Regions from separate parts of the Homo sapiens genome. Here region 2 is linked to region 1. The links are chromatin loops, found by intact Hi-C in ENCODE. Cell type or tissue: heart left ventricle. All regions are shown on one strand. Links, peaks and the distances in the headings refer to the core of each region. The heading gives the core; the rest is flanking DNA.

Region 1 (2,916 bases), core at 110-2,609:
CCTAAAAAGATAGTGGTTATTTTTCTTCTTGGTAGAATTTTGGGTTCAGGGGAACAGCAGAATCCCCAGATATATTAGAGACCCCAGAATAGACATATCTTTGTCTTGTTTTCTGCTCAGTTCCCCAGGAGACTGAATTAGTCAGCTATTGCTGCATAACAAATAGCTACAAAAATCATTTGGCATATAGCACTAGGCATTTATTTTTGCTCACAGGTTTGCAGGCTGGTTATAGCAGATCTATTTCAGGCTGCGAATCTTCCCCATGTGTCCCATTTAGGGGCCCAGGTTAGAGAGGCAGTGACTCCGGCAGATGTCGGAAACTTCCAGAATGGTGATCAGAAACTCACCATGCGCCTTCAGGCCTAAACTCAGGACTCAGACACTGTCACTTCTGCTCACATGCTATTGGCAAAAAAACAACAGGGCCAAGCTCAACATTAAGGGGCAAGGAGATAATTTCCTCATCTAAAGGTAGAGAAGGAAAGGGGTAGAAATGTGTTGAATAATAGTTGAATCCGGCAAACACTACGAGACAGTTGCATTACATGTTGAAGCAGAAGAGCCTGAGGCAGCCTCACTGAGACCTTGAATCCTCTCCTTGGAGAGAGGGAACAGAAAAACTATTTTCCCCTGTTGCCTAGAATGATGTGCAAACCATGTAGCTCGATGTCTGAAATATTGCAAGTGCTTATAAATATCTGCTTTGTCTTGGCAGCTCTGCCATAGGCTCTGGTTTTATTCATCATCTACCTGGATAATATGCATTGAAATGATAGTCACCACTTATTGAAGGGTTAGATTGTGCCATTTATGTCTCAGTGAGTACTCCTAACATCCTATAAAACAGATATTATTATTAATCCTATTTTGCGTATTAGAAGACTGAGGGTGGAGAAGTTGAGTAAGTAGCCTAGGAACCCTGGTAAGGGACAGAAAAGTCCCTGTCAGAACCCACGTGGGTCTGGCACAAAGCCTAAGGCTTTCCACGGCTCTGCACTGCGGTGTGTGAACCCAGGATTCCTCTCTTTGAGAGTTGTTCTCTTCTGTCTTCCTCCAGAGGCTGCAGAGAGCTCTCAGAATTCAGCTTCCAGCCACAGCTATGCAAAAACCAGAAGCAACCTTTACAGGGTAATTAAGCAGCTTTCCCATTAAGGGTTCACTAAAGGAAACTTGGTCTTGCAGCCAAGACCAATGGAGTCTAGAAAATGTCTCTTCCACAAGGTTTTGAGAAGGCGCAGCTTGCCTGCCTCCAAGCAGCCCCTGGGGAGTCCCACTGAAGGAGAGGAAGACGGGGCTGTCATTGGCACTGCGTGCTGGCAGGCAAGAAGAGTAGGGCTGGCGGGCTCCAGCAGCGGCCTTGAAGTTTGACTACCTCCAGTAACACTCTATTTATCAGGCTCCTGGCTCTGCGAATAGCCTTGTCAGCTGCTGCTGAGTCAGGGTGGGTATTTAATTAAAATCACTGTGGTGCTGTAGGAATGAGAGATTGGGAAGATAGCCAATCTCTGCAACCCTTCTCTTCACTGGTTCTTCCCTGCAGAGCCCCACTGCCAGGCCCGGGGCCTGTGACACCCCACTCTGTTTTCTCTCACCCAGCAAACAGCACAATCAGCTCTTGCGAAAGGCCTGCCCCACCTGGAGCCTTCAGCTTTGGCAGTGTGGCCACTGGAGCTTTTTAAAGCTGTGCACATGAATGCCAGAGATGCCACTTCTGTTTTCTTTAACAAATCATCGCGTAGAAGCCAGTGGCAGTGGTTTGCAGTAGAGCTATGATGTTACCAGATTGCCTCATGGACAAAACTCTGCTTCTGAGGGGTTGAAACACACGAGGGACAGTAGTAAACGGAGAACCAAAGTACCCTTTAGTTATGATTGTTAGCTGGGATTGTGGCCCAAACACCGCTGATGAGTTCTCTGGGAATCTAGGGAAGACCAGGTGGGCAAGGGCAATGTGAAAGGGCCCTTCTCTCTTTCTAAGCCCAAATCAAGTATTTGGGATTTGATGATCATCTTGCTATAGGCCTCAATGTACAGCACACGGAAGCGTGCGTTAGCCTGTGTGCCCAGGAGGAGGGAGAGGGAGAGGGCTGGTGAGGAGTGTTAAGGCCACGGGGCCTGCTCTGGCCAACTGGACTAACTGAATGAGTGCAACATGGAGGAGAGCAGCACCCCCCAGGGCCTCGGAGTATAACGTACTGGACACATGGACCTGCAGAGCCGTCAACACTTCCTGCCAGATACAGGCCCGAGACAAGGGCAGGGGTGGGGAAAGGCAGGCAGCTCCAGTGCCATCCCTGACTGTGGACCCAAACCTGCTGTGCTTCCGGCACCTGGCTGGCCCCAAATGTTTAAACAGGAATCATGGACAACACCTGCCTTCAAACAACTGATTTTCTGTGAAGGGTGACAGATGTTTTACCAAGTCATGGTAACAGTGAAAAGCCTCACTGCTCTTTGGAGATTTCCCTGGCCCCCTCCTCTCTTCATCCCCTTAGCTGAGGGAGTCATGGAGGCAGCCTTTCTGTGCCTTAATTTTCTCACCTGAAAAGTGGGCATATTATTCCAACCTCGAAGGTAACTATGAGGATCAAACTGAAGTTATTTAACTTCTACACCACTGACTTCAGACTCAAGTGTGGCAGCCTCAGCTTTACTGCTGTTCATCCATCTATCTCCATTGTGAGCCTTTTTCTTAATATGTCCTTCCCAAGTGACAGAATTAGTTGTCCCATCATTTCAATTGGTTGGGGGAAAAAAATCCCAGTATTTTTGGTTAGGAAGCCAGAGGGTTAACATATTTCATCTGTTTAATGTCTGATTAAGACATTGATAGTGTATCTCTATCTGCTTTCTTATCCATCATCCTGGGGAAAAATGTCTCAGCAGCGTTATGAACTTAGCTTACCCTATTTA
Region 2 (2,916 bases), core at 194-2,693, 95 kb after region 1:
AGGATTGAACCATAAACTTGTCTGACTCCAAATCTCATAATCTTAACATCTTGTCATCAGCTTTTTCAAAGAAATAATGAATCTGAAAGCACACATGCATGGTCTCAAAAACCACAGTCCTTCTATAAAGCTTTTAAGTATCTGTCAGGGCCCTAATCATTTCTGCAACATGAATGAAATGGATGAAAATTAATTTTAATATTGGTTTTACATTAATATGGAAGCTAATGTTTGAACTAGATCAGCCAAAGAGTCCCAGTGCTTATCTAAAAAGCAAGTGACTAATGTATGGAGAAATTCATAATTCTGTACTCTACATACCCTTTAGCATTTATTTTTCCTTCTGGCTGTAGATTTTTACAGGATAATAGATGATTCTGCCTGTGGAATACCTCACCTGATTCCGATTTTTCACTTGAATTCATACTCCTCTGACTGGAAAAGAATTCTTCATTTCTATGGCAACCAGGGTTTTGTTCCCTGTCCCCTCCATTTAAAATTCCAAGCAGATACCCTTTATTTCAGAAATGAAATAAACTGTGGAAACAGGTGACTATTTTTAAAACATGTTTTCCTCTACATGTGGTCTCTTGCCATCAAGTTAGAAGAAATATTCCTTACAACCAACCTTCCCTGTGCCTTCAATTTTGTTCTTAAGTGCTTGTCATTGGGGCAATTACCAGTTGGGCGAACAACTTTTCAGCGAGGCCTGGATTTGAGGTTCTCCAGTTACTTGTCTATGCTTTCCTCTGGGATGGGGTAGAGAATTCCTTTAAGGTTGGTTGATCCTCTCTTAAAGATTATTTGGAACAGATCAGAGACACCCATGGTTGACATAGAGACGTCTCATTCATTTTAATAAGAGCCAGCAGAAACAAGGAGTGTTCATAAAAGTAGAATTAAATACAACCTTTTAATGTCTTCCACACTTTCCAAAAGCGTGGGCGCCTTTAGAATGGTCATTTCCAAGAATCAGAAAGCTAAGAAGTGCTCTCTGGGGTTGCGATGCCATCAGACATCAGGCAGAATAGGGCCCAGAAGATGAGAACTTTAAATCACAGCTAGGCCCATGAGCTCACCGGAGCAGTTCACAGCCTTCTGAGACATTCCAGTGGCCAATTACCCATTGCCTCTTGTCGGCGTTCCACCTGATAATGAGCTATTGCTGGAAGCTCTGGTCCACCCTGCCATCCTCTCCACCTTGTTCACTCACAGTCAGTGAATGGGATATTTTATTGGAATTGTGTGTATGTTTTCCTTAGCTCCCTCTGTCAGACAGTATGATGAGATTGTTACATGCCAGGGGCTTATGGTCAGAGTTCCTTGCTGTTGACTTTCAGGAAACTATTTGGCCTGTGTGAATCTCAGTACACTCACCTAGAACTGGAGTCAAAAATATCTGCATCACTAAATGTGATGTGAAGCACCTGACACAGTACCTTGTTCCTTTTTAAAATTTACTATTTTTATTTTACTTTATGTTACGTATTATTATTATTATTATTGAGATGGAGTTTCACTCTTGTCGCCCAGTCTGGAGTGCAATGGCGCTATCTCTGCTCACTGCAACCTCCACCTTCCAGGTTCAAGTGATTCTCCTGCCTCAGCCTCCTGAGTAGCTGGGATTACAGGCGCCCACCACCATGCCCAGCTAATTTATATATTTTTAGTAGAGACAGGGTTTCACCATGTTGGCCAGGCTGGTCTTGAACTCCTGACCTCAGGTGATCCACCCACCTTGGCCTCCCAAAGTGCTGGGATTACAGATGTGAGCCACCACGCCTGGCCTATTTTCATTTTAATTTTTATTCAGTAAGTATCTCATCATCATCCTTATTACTACTTTCCAATTGGAAATTATAACCTTATATCTGATTGTCACAGTAGAATATTCTATCATCCCAGATTTGAGGGAAGCCTGTTTTCATTAACCTCATCAGTCCTGAGCTTCTTTTAGTTTATCACTTTCAGTTACCGTCTTTTAGTGTACCAGGATTCTACATATAAAGAAAATACTAGTGACAAGACAAGCACTTGAATTAAGAAAGACCTTTAGTTAAATCCCAGTTCCATCATATGCCTGCTGGTTTCATGAGCATCCAATGAGTAAGGCACTCACTGGCCTCTCTTGCCTTCAGTCTCTCCTCCGTAAATTTGGAATCACAGTACTTTACAGAATTAATTTGTAAACAGACCAGATAAGGTCTGTGGCAGTGCCCGGTACAGAGCCCGACATGTAAGTGTTAATGCGTTTGCTGAGAGGATGTAGCTTTTGGAGCTATTATGGTTACTTACTGCTTCAGAAAAGCACCCCCAAAACATAAGAACTTAATCATTTCTTGTGCTCATACATCTGGATTTTGAGTAAGGCTTGGCAGGAAAAGCACATCTCTACTCCATGGGTGGCTGTCAGGTGGGTGATGCAGATTAACTAGAGGACAGAAGATTTGCTTTCAAGGTAGTGCCCACATGCAGCTGAAAAGTTGGTCCTGAATATTGACTGGGAGCTGAACCAGAACCGTGGGCCAGGGTGCTGGTTTCTTTCCACATGGGGCTCTCCCTGGCCTGCTCAAGCTCCCTTATAGCATGGTAGTGGGGCTGCGAGAACACGCATTCTAAGAGAATATGGCAGTAGTATTAGCTATTTTTATAACTCAGCCTTGGAAGACACATCATATCACTTGTTTTGGACTCTATAAGTGAAGGCAGTTGCAAAGGTCGGCTCAGGTCCAAGGGTTGGAAGACAGGTTCCGCCACTCAACAGGAGGAAAGCCAAGATCAGATTCTAAGAGCACGCCGGATGGGAAATATTTTTGCCACTATCTTTGGAAACATGATCTGCCACAGAAGCACTTGTCTGAACTAGCAATGGTCTGGACTGGTGTTCTGTACTTAATGATGGGGCTGCACCAGACA

Evidence for each region. Hi-C counts contacts between places; a loop is a spot of excess contacts. Peaks named below come from ENCODE experiments on the same cell type or tissue, not always from the same donor. Only the 100,000 strongest peaks of a DNase experiment are listed, where the experiment ranks them.
Region 2: it touches region 1 in a loop (2.9-fold over the local background); 4 of 110 quality-filtered maps call a loop at or near these places.

What each region holds. Positions count from the first base shown.
Region 1 is chr15:91,626,291-91,629,206 of GRCh38, reverse strand. No RefSeq gene overlaps it. Among named protein-coding and RNA genes, the nearest start is that of CRAT37, 160 kb to the right of the region's middle. RefSeq lists an enhancer at 1,387-1,887. In heart left ventricle, for the core only: no CTCF peak of the experiment used is centred there; DNase peaks (open chromatin) are centred at 1,336 and 1,606; H3K27ac peaks cover 1,916 bases.
Region 2 is chr15:91,531,047-91,533,962 of GRCh38, reverse strand. No RefSeq gene overlaps it. Among named protein-coding and RNA genes, the nearest start is that of CRAT37, 69 kb to the right of the region's middle. In heart left ventricle, for the core only: no CTCF peak of the experiment used is centred there; no DNase peak of the experiment used is centred there; H3K27ac peaks cover 493 bases.